Linked DNA regions of Mus musculus: region 2 is linked to region 1. A link is a loop called in an ENCODE intact Hi-C map of the cell type or tissue named here. Cell type or tissue: heart. All regions are shown on one strand.

Evidence for each region. Peaks named below come from ENCODE experiments on the same cell type or tissue, not always from the same donor. Only the 100,000 strongest peaks of a DNase experiment are listed, where the experiment ranks them.
Region 2: a loop joins it to region 1, with 4 times the contacts of the local background. A loop is called at or near these places in 3 of 42 quality-filtered maps.

Annotation. Positions count from the first base shown.
Region 1 is chr7:36,068,764-36,076,763 of GRCm38, reverse strand. Gm38991 (a long non-coding RNA gene) reads right to left here and starts at 509. Exons shown (of 6, transcript XR_881969.1): 1 at 461-509. In heart, a CTCF peak has its summit at 4,808; no DNase peak of the experiment used is centred here; H3K4me3 peaks cover 1,008 bases; H3K27ac peaks cover 976 bases; H3K27me3 peaks cover 799 bases.
Region 2 is chr7:36,706,466-36,714,465 of GRCm38, reverse strand. All of the region lies in intron 1 of Tshz3 (teashirt zinc finger family member 3), which reads right to left. Among named protein-coding and RNA genes, the nearest start is that of Gm36722, 12 kb to the right of the region's middle. In heart, CTCF peaks have their summits at 2,504 (motif pointing right) and 4,994; DNase peaks (open chromatin) are centred at 5,055 and 6,270; H3K4me3 peaks cover 867 bases; H3K27ac peaks cover 1,789 bases.

The DNA.
Region 1 (8,000 bases):
CTTCCACTCCTTGCTCTTAATGAAGGTCCACAAAGACTGAAACTGTCCCTCTAACACCCTCACCCCCTTCTCCCTCACCCTCCTCCCTCAGTACCCCCCACCTCTCACCCCCATAACCCACCGCCAACAAGAATCTTTGTCTTTGAGAGGGTAAAGGCCTTCTACCCACCTGGATGTCACTACCCCCAAGCCCCCAACCCCCCACCCCCACACACACACACACACACAAGCACGCACACACAAAGAGGCCTGGCAGGCTTTTCCTGTAACCCTCAAGCTCCAGGGGTGACCTAGCAAAGTGATGGATTTCAGAGAAAGTCAGGCACTCCCCACTCTTTGCAAATTCCTACTCTCCCTTCCAAGTTTCCCACCAGCAGCACGGCTGTAAAAATTCAGTCCTTGAGAGACAAACATTTCATGAGAATGGGCTGTGAGAGGGGAGGGGGGAAAGCCATCTCACCTCTCTCTATCAGGACACAGATGTAAGCGGCTCTATCCACAAAATACAAGGACCAGGGAGGGGGAGGGGAAAGGGAGGGAGCCGCGGGTGGGGCGGGGCTCGGCGCTGGGGAGCACAGGGCCTTTTCTACACTGGCTTCTTTTCGAAAATAGTACCAAGAAAGCCGGTGCAAGGAATTACTGGAGATCTCAGCACCACAATCAAGCAAATCTGACGTTGAGGGGATGAGAGCGCCTGGAAGAGGCACTGATGAGGGGAGAGGTGGGAAGGACAGGGTAGCTGGCTCAGAAAATAAATTGCGTCACAGAGTGAACAAGATGAGGCTCTCAAAATTGAAGGCCAGAGAGCCCTGAAGCATGGGGAACTGCAGTTCACTCCCCGCACACGAAGAGACAACACACACACACACACACACACACACACACACACACACACACACACCTCAGTTCCCAGAGCAGTTTCTGGGCAAAGCAACACTACATCTAAGTGCAGAGCTTCCTAACTTCTCTCTAAAGTGATCCGAGGTGCCCCAACCAAAGCGCGCAGATCTCACATTTGCAGCCTCTCTCTCCAAGGAAATCATCCCCAGATCTGGACCAGGATTTTCCTCTCCCTATTAAAGAAAAATCACCAGCATTTCACAAATAAAGGCACTCACCGTGTGAAAAATTATCTTTTAAAATGGAGTTAATTTGCATATAAGGCACGGGAGATTTATGGCGAGCAGCCCCGTCCAGTACCACATCTGCCTAGCATCAGCCGTAATTTAGATTGTTTGTGACTGATCTTAAATTCTAAAGCTGAGCGAAGATGAAGTGTTCTGCCGCTGTATTATTGTCAGGAGTCTAAGACTTACCAGAGATTTATTATTAATCTTATCACAAACACGTCTCAACTTTTTTACTTTTAATATGTACACCAAACCAAGCTCTTTGGAGGAATTTTCCTCTCTGCAATTATGGGCCTCAGTGCTAGCATGCGAACGCCGGGCTGATTTCCTTCCCAAAATAAGGCGACCGATCACTAGGCCACAGCAGCCCCGGTACATTTTTTCTCTGCTACTTAATAATCAATGTATTCATCATTAAAATCTGAGCCCTGAAGCGATGGTTTTTAGCATATTCTAATGACTAGCGACTTGCAAATTGCCGTGACCTTTCATGTATATTCTGTAAGCACCTTGTTCTAATGTGTACTGTATTTATAGTTTGCCAATACAAACTAGCCAAAGATTGGATAATTACTGTAATCTATTAGCTTGATTGCTTTTCCCTGCTCATTTATAGCAGGTGCCACGCAGGCCATTTTCAAAAGCTGGCCTATCTTTCATCTCCCACGAGCTCAGAAACTGGAGTCTACTCTGTCTTTACACACACACACACACACACACACACACACACACACACTTCATTCTCTCTCTCTCTCTCTCTCTCTCTCTCTCTCTCTCTCTCTCTCTCTCAGAGAAGTCTGGACACCAAGCCATCTCAGCTCAAGGAGGTTTAGTAAGTAAAACATCTTTCCTGTTAGTATCAAGACGTTGTTTGTGACTGATAAAAGCCACCGTTCTGACAATGTAAGCTTTCACTGAGGAATGTCACAGGGAGTCCCATTTTCTACCCACACCTCTGACCTCCAGATACCATTTAATATGATCTGCTTGGTTCTTCACTTAAAGAGAGAAAAAAAAAATCTAGGCTCTTCCCCTTAAACACCAAATACTACACACACACACACACACACATTTTGAGATAAGCAAATGTTTAAAGCAAAACATTGAGCATTAAACTTTTTTCTTCCTCTCTTTTCCATTTCGTTAAAGTGCATGGCTTTGACGGGGAACTGATAAGACCCAAATGTGAAAGGCTCGGCTCAGGTGGCCCCTGACCCTCGGTGACGGTCTACTTCAGGCAGTTATGGATAGATAACATTACAGACACTGGTAATTAAAACAACACTAATTTTGTCTCCGTGGCCATGCTCTGTGGCGAGGGACCATCCATCACGGCCTGTACGCATCACCCAAGAAGACAGTTGTCTGTGGCTATTGTGCCCGGTCAGTGGTTTTACAGACCCCCCCCCCCAGCCCCACCCCATCCCAGGTACCTGAATGGGGAGGCACCACTATGTTGTTGCTTTGATAAGGCATTTATTTCCAATGTTTAGTCAAAACATATTGCAGTGTTTCCAACACATGCAGTCATAGGATGGAGAAGAAAACCTTGCTGATTTTTTTTTCTCTTTTAGACAAACAATAACAACCAAAAAAAAAAAAAAAAAAAAAAAAAGACACTCTGGTTCTGACTGGAGAAAGAAAGGGAGAATCTCGGGCACGGAAACACTCGCCCTCACTGTAAAACAGAAGCACTGAGTAGAAAGTGCAGCATTAAAACGGACAGCACACAGCGTCTCCTTTAAGACCGCGTGGATGTCGGACTGTGCAGGAGCCGGCCCTTTTGCGTGCATCTATTTGTTCGATTTATGGACATTTGATTTCACTCCACCTTTTATTGTAAGACCTGCAGTTACCTTAAGAGTGATAGCGAGTCAGTTGGCTTTGTGTTTGGTTAATGAAAACAGAAAACGCAGAGAGCTGGTCTGTAGGCCCTTGCAGGAAATTAGGGGCGGCGGAGATGCAAGCTACCTGGCTCGGTTCTGTTGTAATAAAGTAAAAGGAAATTGTAATGGTGCGTTTCAAGGGATCTTTAACAACTGACACAAACAAGAAAAGAAGCAGACAGGACCATTTAACTTCAAACTCTGCTGAGGAGCGCCAAAGTGTGGGCTGCCTACAGCAAGCCCCTTGCTGCTGTGTGGCCGGCCTTATTTGCCTGAGACCCTCCAGGCACCCCAAGCTGCATTTTTTTATCAAGTGTCTAAAAGGTGGGAGCTGGCGAATCCTTTTCTCCGCTCACTGGCGATCACAGCTCTTTCTCCCCTTTCTCTGCAGACACACGTGGAGTCTCAAGTATTAGCTGGAATAGCCCCTAATTGCTCTCTCAGGGAAAGTACGGTGCACGTAGGTATGACACAGATGTAGCTTCGACTATACGCAGGCAAGAGCGCTACATCAAAGCTATTTGCAAAGTGACATACCTGGTTATTAAAAAGTACATTTTTATTAGAGTCCCTGGAATTTGCATTCGTCCACGAGCCAAATGTATGTTTTCTTCCTTTCTTTTTTAAATGCAGCCATGGACTGTTAGGGTAACAGCCCATTCCTGACACCTACAAAGAAACCACACCTAAATATTTTCCCAGCCAGTTTAATAATTCTGAGTGTATCCATCGCTGCAAGTAGCCCCAGTCGTTTCTATGAGTTAATATTAGCTCATCTCTTCTGCTGGGTGCTGTGAAGAAGAAGAAAAAAGACCCGGACAATGTGAGTTTATCTGGTCCTGACTATGACTCTGCTCCTTATTCTACTGAAACAAATGGCAAAGGAAAACTTGCCGACTTTTGGCAAACTACAAAGGTTAACTCTATTCTCCTTGAGGAAGCGGATGCTAAGTGCTGTCTGTCCATACATTTTAAAGATTTAGAAGCGCCTGTTAGCACTCTTGGGTGAGCGAAAGCAGGAGCGTCCGTCTGAGGTGTGTGTGCAGAAGATCTATCTGGGTTCCTTCTATCTCTGCTACTGTTGAATCCTAATATTAATCACAGTAGGAAACAAGGTTATTTTTCAATGAGATTGAAAAGAAAAATCAAAGCTTTACTTGATGTCATCTTTCCTGGGTCCTTTAATGCAAAGTGGCAGGGTATGATGGCACTATGATTACTGAGTTTACAGGAAGAAAAAGACACCAACCCAGGGACAGCCAGAAATACAAATACGTGCCCCTCCTGATACCAGCACAACTCCTGACCCCACCCTAGGATTCCCAAAGGCCGTCTGAAGCTAAGGGAAAGTAAACTCAGGTGGATTCAAAAGGAACCAGAAGATCTAGCTGCGAAGTTGCCCCCTCCGCCCACTTCTCCCGACCCCCGAATTGTTCTGGACTGCACAGGCGGGCAGGGGAAGAAGGGCTGAGAAAGTTGGAGGTCTGACAACCTCAGAAGCAATCAAGAGTGTGTCCCTGCACCCCCGGGGACCCATGGCAGCCGCTCCCATAGCATCTTTTCAACTTTCTATAACTCATCTGCATGAATTTACTTTTTTGCCTTAAGAGGTTGTTGGAATGCGTGTTAAAACACACAGAGCGATTTCATCTCCATAGCATCACTAAAGAAATATTATATTAGTATAAAGTTGCGGGGGGGGGGTGTTGGAGGAAAAAGAAAGAAAAAGAGAAAGTCAGCTCTGCAGCGAGGCAGGCGGCAAAGCGCTGCTCAAAAGCGCCACCCAAAGGCGGGAGAATGTAAATGCAAGCCAGGAACCGCGGTTGGCTTGCTTGCATTTTTTTCTTTTTTCTTTTTTCTCTTATTTCTTCTTCTTCTTTTATTTCTTTTTCAATTTCAGAATGAAAAAAATGACAGCGCCACGCAACTTGACGGAGGCTTTTGATTGAATTGACTGATTGCTCCAGCTGCACCTGCGGAAAATTGATGACAATGCTGTCTAAACCATTCATTAAGGTCTGGAACTTCGCGCAGATGAATGCGGGATTCATATATTTGCTAGACGTGTGTTGGGAATAATATGACGAAGCACTGTTTCCAAATGAACATTTCTTTAACCTAATTTTATCGAAATCATGCAACGGAATGAAAGCACGTTCATGCCTGAACTCTGTCAAAGCAACTGCAACTAGGCACTCTCTCTCTCTCTCTCTCTCTCTCTCTCTCTCTCACTCGCTCTTCTTTTTGTCTTTTCAAAACATTTAGGTGGAATCTTTTCTTTGAAATATCTCTACTGCTCTGCCTTGAATTATTTGTTATGAAAATGCTTTTATTCTATTTTATTTTAGTCATTCAAAGTGTTATTCCCCACCAAATGAAGGGAAAGTATTTGAGGCTTCTTTTCCAAGCTCCAAATTTGCTAAATTGTATACAAGTAGAAAATAGTTTTGTTTTTTTTTTTAAGAAAAAGAAAACTAATAATACCACCCTCCTCTTAGACACCTCGGGAGGAATCATTTCGCACCAACTGGCCGTGCCTTCCCTTCGTAGAGAATTAGACTGCCTGCAGGCTTGGAAGGGAAATGAAATCCTTTTAAAATATTGACTGTTCTGGTCAAAACGGTGTGAATGGTATCTATACACCTTTTATGTAAGAGCCCCGACTCACTCTTGATTTTAATGTATCAAAGCACAATCAATATTGAATGAAGCTTTCGCTGCATGTCCAGAATAAAGGGGGGTAGGGGTGGCTGTAGAGAAAGGTGGCTGAGACGGAGATAAAATGTGGCTTTTATACCTGGCTTGGCTTGCTACAACTGAGAAGACGCTGTGTTTGAATCTATCTTCCAAGCAGCTAGCCTGCTGGAGGTGTGAATTGTTAGGGAGGAGTTTAAAAAAGAGAGAGAGAGAACCTTATTCTTAAGAACCAAAAATGCTGTACAAATAGATGTTACTTCTCCAACAAGGGCTCTATGCCTAGAACTTGCCTCCTTTCCCCCCCAAAAAAAAACCCTCAAAATGAATATTTATTAACTTAAGAACCTGGCGCAGGTCTGTCCACAGATCCCGATCTGCCAAAGCGCTTCTAGCTCTCTTCCCTGGCATTTAAGAAAAAAAAAAATCTATTTTTATCCATCCTCTTGCGTTTAGGTTTTCTACCAGGAAGGTAATTTCTGATGAGGCAACTTGGATTTTTCCCCCCTTGTTTTATTCCTAAAGAAACTCTGCCAGTTCTTAAGGCAATTGCATTCACCCCAAACCTGGATGGAGAGAAACTGCAGGTGTGTGCACAAGAATAACAAGCCTGGCGTTCGCCAGGCCCCTCTTGCTGCTCTCTCGGTTATGTGCAGCAGGAAGATTCACTCCAGACAGATCTGAACAAGGCTCTTTAAGGAGATTGCGGCCAGCCGTACAGACAGAAGATGACCAAGTAAATATGAGAATCCTTCCAGGCAGAACAATCTGGGGCCGCTTTTCATTGTCATGCTTCATTTGCTAGTGAGGAAAATGGGTAAACCCAGTGGTTGGAGCTCAGAGCAGTAAGCAAACATTCTAGCATTTCCAAAAATGCCCTAACTCTCTGGCATGTCTTGAAAAAAAAAAAAAAAAAAAAAAACCTCAAGCCCCAACTCAGCCCTAGCATTTTAGAATACAACGTTTGCTTTGAAATCGGGGCCACATGTTAGGAACCAGGCCCCAGTTTGAGCTGTGGTCATTGTTATTGTTTGTCTATTATACACTGTGCATGGGACCCAGGAATTTGGGAGTGCTCTCTAAGCAAGCACTCTATCCCTGGCCTAGTCTGCAGCCCTAAAGCAAGTACCTGGTTTGTTTTAGAAGGCTCGTAAAAGCACTGATGTCAAATAACCTCTGACAGAGTAATGAGTAGCCTCTCCCTTAAGAGATGCCAGAACTTTGTCAGAGTATCTGTGTAAGCGAGTGTGGGAGAGGCAGTTGGGGTAAGATGTAAATAAAAATACATTTCCGTTAATACGGGACAAGAAAATCCAGGAGCTCTAAATGACACTGGCTGCAGAGTAACTTAGGTATCAGACCTTGAGGTGTTGGGGAACAAATGTTCGTACGGGAAGCAGAAGACAAAGCAGAGATGGTGTAGACCTGAGCTTCCAATGACATGCCCGGTCTATCTTGTGCCTGGCTCTCCCAGCTTTAGTCTCATCTCCTAGAGGCTCTGATGGGATTCAGGGGGAACACAGGGAGGGTGGCCCAAGTGTACCCCACCTCCAACTGGCCTACAATGTGCACACCAGCCTCACCTGTGTAATTATCTAAAGCCATGGTCCTTAGCAGAGAGAGAAAGAGAGAGAGAGAGAGAGAGAGAGAGAGAGAGAGAGAGAGCCTCCACCTTTCTCTTGATAGTAAGAGGGACTTCACTAAGAATCACATCACCCCATCCTGCACAGCCGTCATTTCCTCTGTTGGATTCTGAGTTCTCAGCTCTGTTCTTGGGGTACCTTTACAGCCCTAAGCCTGCCACCCAAAGCTTCTCATTCAGAGAATCTTTTCATTACCTGGTCCTGTTCATCCCCCAGGGGGGCATCAAAGCTGACCTCCTCCAAACCTTCTGTGGTCTGAATGAAGACCCTTTCACGGATTCTGCTCTAAGACAGCCTTTGTCCCCACCAATGCTCTCAATGCCCAATTAGTATTTATTTCCCCTTAAGCGCAATGAACAGACTCTGGGACTGTCATATGGATTCCAGCAGCAGTCGGGACAGCTTGGATTAGATGCTCTTCTGAAGCCACTCACACGCCACCAAACGCTTGCCAGCTGTGGCCTTCACAACAGTCCCTTCAAGTTCAGGGCACCACACGGTTCAGTCCCAGCTAAAAACCCAAGTTCAGGTACCGTGTGCTCCGGTAAGGCTGCCTCACGGTGGGTGTAGAAAGAGTAGTGTGTGCATCCCATCTCAGGTTCACCATACACAGACAGTACTCAGCCACAGGGGAGGAAATGGCTGAG
Region 2 (8,000 bases), 640 kb before region 1:
CTTAAAAATGGCCCTGCCAACCACCTCAGCCAGGTTCTCAGCCGAACACTAATAAGTGCTTGTTTGTTGAACTGAAAAATCATTACCACAGAACACGTCAAGTAATGAAAGATGTTTTCCTCGGAGAAATGTTAAATACTTCACTTCTTTCACAAGGAATGAGTACACGTGTTTCCAGATAATACTCCCCTCCCTCCCCACCCACGCTCTCCGCCAGAGTCTGGGGCTCCAGGATCCACGGAGAGCAAGCTCACGGCCTGGCTCTCAGGAGTGAGAGCACAGCCGTTATTTTATTTATTTTCCTCCGCCCAGCTGACTCCACACTTGTTCTCTTACTTGTTCACCTAAGTATCCCAGTAGGAGCCTCTGTCACGTAACAAGAGTCTTGGCTTGCTTTTACTATTTTATATAGAAAAGCCAGGGAAACTAACACCACCGCAGCCTCTTCTCCTAGGCCGTCTTAGCATTCCCTAACTAATATATACGAAAGAGTCATTTCACTACAGGCCCAGAGCAAACACAAAGGCAGGAAACAAAATGTCAGAGAACCCCAGTGCCTGAGGAAGGCTGCTAGGAAGCCCACCTTCTCCTGACAGACACGTGAATCTCTGCTTCCTTCAAACACTCTTCCTTGGCAGATGAGCGTGTGGACATAAGTGTTTCACAATGGCTACACTTAAAGGAGAGCCAATCTAGTTAGTTTGTCCTCCTTACTCTCTCCTGTTAAGACTTCAGGCTGAGCCTGCTTTGAGTCTGTGGCAGCTGAGATACAAAAAATCCAAAATGACTTCCAGGCAGTCAGGGAGGTACCGGTTACTTAGATAAGACACCATGTCTGCTACTTTCAGGGAGTGTAGATTTTGGGGAGTGGGGAGTCAGCGAGTCCGGGGTTTTTCAGCCATACATTCTGACTTGGTAGCTGGTGTATGCGTAGCCTATAATACTAAGTGCTCCTCCAGAGGCTGAGACAGGAGGATTTGGAGTTTCAAAGGCCAACCCAAGCTATATGGTGAAAGAAAGACCAGCCTAGGCTAATTCTAATTTCATGGACAACAGGATAGGAACAGGATCCAATAACAATAACCAAATCATAGCGGTGGCTCTGTCCTGCCAAGTCTCTTGGAGATACAGGAATCCTTGTATCATAAGCCAGGATGGGGGACTGGGAAATCCCTACCAAACTTCACATGGGACCAGGTCCTCTCCTAAGAAGCAACTGTGTGTTCCACATCCCTGCGCCCTTCTCTCCTTTAGTGAGTCACTTCAACTGCCACCAGGGGTCACCAGGGGGAGCAGGGGCAAGAAACCCAAAGAAGAGACAAAAAAAAAAAAAAGCCTAAATTTCTCAGAACCTGGACTTTACCCCTCACACCCCCGGTTTTACTTCCTTCTTTAAAATAAAGCAGATCTCTCTCTAATTTCACTAGCATTAAAGGTTGAGGATCTTTGTATGTCAATTCCTAAATGCCCCATCTATATAGCAAGGGGAACTTTCAATGCTAGGCCTTCCCCATGAAACTCCAGGTTTTGGAATGACTTTGCTTGACATTAGGCGAAGTGTCTTATCAGCATTTATTAGACAAGGGGAAACGACAAAATGACAAATCTTAAGAATCCCTCAGCCAAGCAGGCAATGATGGTGCACACCTTTAATCCCAGCACTCGGGAGGCAGAGGCAGGTGAATCTCTGAGTTCTGAGTTCGAGTCCAGCCTGGTCTACAAAGAGAATTCTAGAACAGCCACTGCTACAGCAAGGGGGAAAAAAAATCCCTGAGCGAAGACGGTGTATACTGCAGAAGACCTGACTGTGGTTCCCAGCAAGCACTTGCATCTAAGAGATTCGTGCCCAACTGTAACCCCAGTTCCAAGGAATCAGACACCCTCTTCTGACCTCTACAGTCACCTGTACTCACACACACATGCCCACCCGAGACACACAAGCCTAAAACTAAATGAACTCCCCCTCCCCCCACACACACACACCTCTGGACTACCTCCAAACAGCTGTATATCCTGGGAAAAGAAGCACCTCTCACCTGCTATGGCCACCAAAGAAACTGCTCATACCCCAGCAAGGCACCCGCGGACTTTCCAGCACAGCCAAGTCTGTGCTAGTGTGTCATGAGCGAGGACTGCTCCAGAAGACCCTGAAGGTGAAAGACAACTGGTATGTGGTCAGAAAACTATAGGTCTTTGGCAGTTTCCCAGAATCACCTGAGAGCCCAGGAACCCACCAAGGAGATGCTGACTCAAAAGCATTAGAGTCCCTTGTAGTCAAAATCTTGAGGTCAAGCTCTGACTAGGAACACCCTCCAGCCACCTGAACAAGTGAGTCCCCTCTGGGGCCCCCAGCGGCTGAGGCTTATCTGAGTCTTTCTCTTTCACCAAAAGGCCAGGTCTGTATCTTCCAAAGTTGGGCTTCCAAGTGCATCATAGGAGAGGGTGTACTGTCCTGTCCTTGGGACTCACATCCACAGATTCCCAGTGCTTGTCCAAGCATGGTGCTCCAGATGGGGGCGCTACTGCTCTGATCTGGTGTGTCCTGAACACAACTGTTTCAGTGTATTAAAAAAGAAAAAAAAAAAAAAAAAAGAAGTTGCTTTCTTTTTTTTTTCTCATGAATCCTAATAGTCAAGCCTTTCTGTGTTCTGCTAATTTTAGAAGTCCTGCTATTCTTTGGGAGGAGAGTGGTGTGAAAATCAAGCAGAGTACCCAAAAATAAAAGAGTAGATCTGTTTCGGGGATTGCAGCATGCTTAACTGGAAGGCAGCTCGGGATCTGCCACTTTCTATCTTGTCTTTAATACATTTTCCCAATTCCTCTGGAATATTTTAGCCTCAGAGAGAACAGGAATTAACTTCCTAGTCTATGAATATATCTTTGAGGAAACACGGACACTCAAAATGATCTCTAGACCCTGTCTGGAGTAGTAGTAGTAGTAGTAGTTGTTGTTGTTGTTGTTGTTGTTGTTGTTGTTGTTGTTGTTCTTCTTCTTCTTCTTCTTCTTCTTCTTCTTCTTCTTCTTCTTCTTCTTCTTCTTCTACTTCTTCTTCTTCTTCTTCTTCTTCATCTTCTCCTCCTCCTCTTCCTCCTCCTCCTCCCCCTCCTCCTTCTCTTTCTTCTTCCTTTTTAAACAGGATGCTGCAGGCCCCCTGCCGAATGGGAGCCTCCAAAGTGTTCCTTTGAAAATGTTATGGCATGTTCTGGGCACACAAGTGAAGGGACGGGAACCTTGCACTGGGGACAGTTTGTAGTGTGCCCTTCAATCTTCCCACTTTGACTTTTATAAAATCAACCCTACTTTAAAGAATTGGGTTCTCTCAGAGTTACCAGAAAGACAGAAAGGCAACTAACTATGCCCCAGCTGGCTGGGTCCCACTGTGGTCACGTGGTGGGCCGGCAGCACAGGAAACATAAGCACACAGGCTACCTGCAGACTCCAGCCCACACCTCCTTACCAAGCGGGGACACCAGAGATTTGTAACAGAAAGTTAGACTCTGTGTCAAGCCCTTCATGCAAACAATAAATATTACTTCTGCTCATAACTGGACTTTTCTCCAGCATCGTCTTTGAATGTTGAACCTTTTTCAATTAATTAAAAGCCATGCACTGCAGAGTGCATATTTTATCAGCCCTCAGCTGCTTAAGTGTCTAGAAAAGACCAGGCCGTTTTTCTTTCTTTCTTTCTTTCTCTTTTTTTTTTCCAGGCAAACCAGAGCAAGTACTTGCAAGGGTCATATCTTTTTAATTATCTTTTCTCTCTTTGATTAATTATTCCGTCTGACAATAGCGTGTTTCTAATGCTATTCACCTGCCTTTGATGATTGACAACTTTTCTGTCTGATTCAGAGCAAACAGCTGCTGCCACAATCTCCTAGCAACCCGGGTGTGATGGATGAGCCCCCAAGATGGATGGTTGCAATAAATCATGTCTCCAGCCATAAAACTGAGAAAAGGGGATAAGAAGAAAAGCGAACAAAAAACAAAACAAGATTTCTTCCCATGAGTGCACTCCGTTCCTTACCAATTATACCTGAACCGGACTTTATACCTATCAGCAGCAAAGTTTTCCTAATCAGAAAAAAAAAAAATGGGAAGGCAGCATTTTGTATCAAAGGTGTTTACAATTCTTTCTGCAAATCAGTACTTGTACTCTTAATTACCTCCGACACTGCCCGGTGCAAGGGCAGGCGATCAAAGTTTTGCCTTCTTCCGGGAAGTCTCAGCAAGCAGCGACAGCAGCAGCTGGACTAGCCTGATGTGGTACCAGGCACCAACAAAAGATGGATCTGATTCTACCCGGTTTGAGGCAACCGCTGGGCAAGCCCCGGAGTGGACCCTAAGCCATGGCCGTGGGCAGAGCAAAGTGTCTGAGTGCTAATAAAGTTATTTCAAATCACACACACAGGCACGTACACAGGCACACACGAGCACACATACACGTGTACAAACACACACACACACACACACACACACACACACACACACACACACACACACACACAAATGCCTGTTACCTAGCACACAGCCAGAGTCCCAATTCTTTCAGCTTCCAATACTTTTCACGTGTGCAGGGAGTTTCTTCCCAGCATTCTCTAGGCACATACATTCTACCCTTCCACAAGTTCTAGATTCTTAATTTTATAGTTGAAAAAAGAAAATCTCCATCTAACTTTCTGTCCCATCATTCTTAAAAATGAATGGCCACACTGTAAGTCACACAAGAAACCTTCTATCTCATCAGCAACCCAAATAAAGTTGCATACTGAATATGAACACTGCTCCTGACAATGAAGTCTGCACTATATTTTGCAGTTTAGGAGGCTGGAGCAGGGAGGCCCACAGCTTCTCTTTTCCTTTTTCCATCAGGGAGCCAGGCACCAAGGGCTCCAACGCAGAATAGTATGTATACAGGCCATCAGGTTGCCACAGCCTCCCTCCAGACAGCTGGGGGCTCTGGTGGCAAGCCAGCCTGCGTCCCTAAGTACTTCCAGTAGGTGGGGGTGTCCCAGTGCACAGAGCTTGAGGGTGCAAAAGCAGCAGAAATGATTAACTGGCAGGGCCTGCAAACAGCTGTCCACATCAGTCCTGGTGGGGGTCTGTGGGGGCCCAGCTGCAGAGAACAGAGTGCAGACACAAAGAAAAAGAGGCTGCTGGGAGCAGAGGCAGGGAGCCACAAAGCATCATTTTTTATCTAAAATATTCTTGAGACATACAAGTGTTTTTCTACTTCACTCTCACACTGCTAACCAAGCCAACCAGTATTTTTTTTAAGTTATATTATGCTATTTTTTAAGTTATATTGTGCTAAAGCTTTTTCAATACAGATTTTAAAAAAAAAGAAGCATGACAGAGTTTGTTATTTTTTTTTTTTAAATCAAACAAGGGTTCTGGCTTCAGCAACTACGGCTCTGTTTATATTTTAATGTTTGGTACGTGACTGCCTCTATGAGGGAAGAAAGGCAGAGAGAGGGGAGAGAGGGAGAAGGAGAGAGAGGCAGTTAGTTAGTTCCTTGCTTGTTAGCTTTAGTGCCAATCACAGACACTTCTTTTTCCCCCATGTCCTTGAAATTTTTTCAAAATGAAAACTTCACCCCTCCCGGCCTTCATGTTTTGGGAGGTCCTCTATTATAAGTACAAGGTGGGGGGGGGGATTCCTATCTATTCAGCAGCAATGAGAGCCCAAGGCCAATCGATGAAACACACCACACACACACACACACACACACACACACACACACACGCCCACAGCCAGCCCCGGCTGGTCCAACTCTCAAGTTACAGGTTTACTCGGCAAGTCTAAATAATATTCAAAATGATAAATGGCACCCCTAGCCCAGCATCTACCATCAATCTTTTTTTAAGGAACATCCATCTTCAATAACGTACGTTTGAATCATGTGAAGCCAGGAGCCCCGAGACTCATTTATCCCACCCCTCACACGCGGGGCCTTGCTTGAATGATACCTGTCAACTGCCTTCCTTACTCTGGACTAAAGGGAAGAAAAAGAAGTAGGGAGAGGAGAGAGAAGGGGACACAGGAAGGACAGGGACGGACGTCATGCATCAGAAGAGAAGCAGTGTGGCTCGGCAGATCATAGAAAGGGATACAGCATCTTTGGTGCCGCAGCCAATCTCGTACCCCCGTGCCACGCCACACACCCCAAAGAAGACAGCCATCTACAGGGCAAGCTGCAGCCTCCCATCTCCCTGCCTCTCCTCTCTCCTCCCTCTGCCTCTCTCACCAAATCAGCAGAGCTTCGTGAGCAAGCCACACTGTACTGGAGGAGGAGGGGACAACCGGGCTTCCCTCCCCTCGCTGTTGTCTGGCCAGGGCCCATATGATAAATGACATATGTCATTCTGTCAGGGGGAAAGGGTGGGTCAGTGATGTATGAGTCCGCTGAAAAGGAAATCGACTGTTTGGCATGGCGAGGCTCTTCTCCACCAGGATTTAGTTTCAGAACTCTGAAATGAATTCTCCGACGTTTCAAGTGCATACTTAGGGCAGGCTGCCGGGAGGCCTGGGGAAATCGCACTTTATCCTCCCCCTGTCCTTCTGATGGTGGAAGCTCGCACACGCATACACACACACACACACACACACACACACACACACACACTTATGCACACCCTAAACCAATCCCACCACCAGATACCTGGGAAAGCCTGTGTGCATGTCAGTGCCCCCAGCAGGCACACGCTGGGGGTTATTAAAAAATACAATTAGAAAAAAAAATTTTTAAAAATAATAAAAGAATTGAACTGGAGGGCAGGAAGGTTAGTCCTTTTATTTATTTATTTTTTTAATGGCAAAGGGCTGACACAAAAGCAAGATAAAAATTAGCATGTTTGAAGTAATCGGCCCGCAGCTTGACATCTGCATAGTAAATTTTAAAGGAAAAAAATGTGTCAGACAGCCGTGCGCCGATGCGCCCTCCCCCCTTTCATTAGCTCACTGCCAGGGTGGTACCGCTCAACCTCATTACGGCGGGAGGATTTATGGAGCTGAACCCAATGGCAAAGAAAAGGCATCTGTCAATAATTGTAGGAAGCTGCACTCACAGCTTTGAAATCTCATTAAGTATGCAGTTATCAGGCATAAAGATCAAAAACATTACTCAACTCCGACAGAATCTTATGGGGGAACATTAATTAGCAACAGGCCTACAGTACAAAAAGAGAGAGAGAGAGAGAGAGAGAGAGAGAGAGAGAGAGAGAGAGAAGGAGAGGGGGGAGACTTCCTCTCACACCTGCCCAAACCCACAAACCTAAACCAACGCTCCCCCTCCCGGGCGACAAAAAATAATTCCTGGCATCTGAGACTGATCAAGAACATGAAACACACACACACACACACACACACACACACACAGAGAGAGAGAGAGAGAGAGAGAGAGAGAGAGAGAGAGAGAGAGAGAAAGGGGGACAGGGAGAGGAAGGGTGGGTGGGTGGTGGGCGGGCGGGCAGCAAGAGAGAAGAGGGGGAGGCAGTGGCTGGCGCGACTGGTTGAGAAAGGCCTGGCTGGCGGTGAGGACAGAAAAGGAAGGAGCTGTCAAACTTGAGGAGGATGTCAGCGCCCGCCCTGATTACAGGGGCCTATGCAGTTCACAGACCTTTTATCATTCCACACATCAAAACCAGCCTGAGAGTCGGAGTCTGAGGACGGAGGCTACAGGTCTGCAGCCCAGGCTAGGCCCAGACCCAGGCCTATGCTGACCACCTGTGCAAGACCTGCTCTCCCTGGGTTTAGGTCTGCAGCCCGGCACTAAAGTCAACAAGGAGCCCTGGACACAAGGTGGGGCATCTCTGCTCCCTTTACACAGCTCTTGGCCTTCCTAGGCGACACTGAAATCCCTTCTCACGCATGCACCTTTGCTTGTTTTTGTGTGTGACCACTCAAGACACACGAAGGACAGCCATGGGGACACAGGCCTGTCATCCTAGCATGCAAGGAGCTTCAGGAAGCAGGGGGTTGGCGGGGGGGGGACTGTAAATT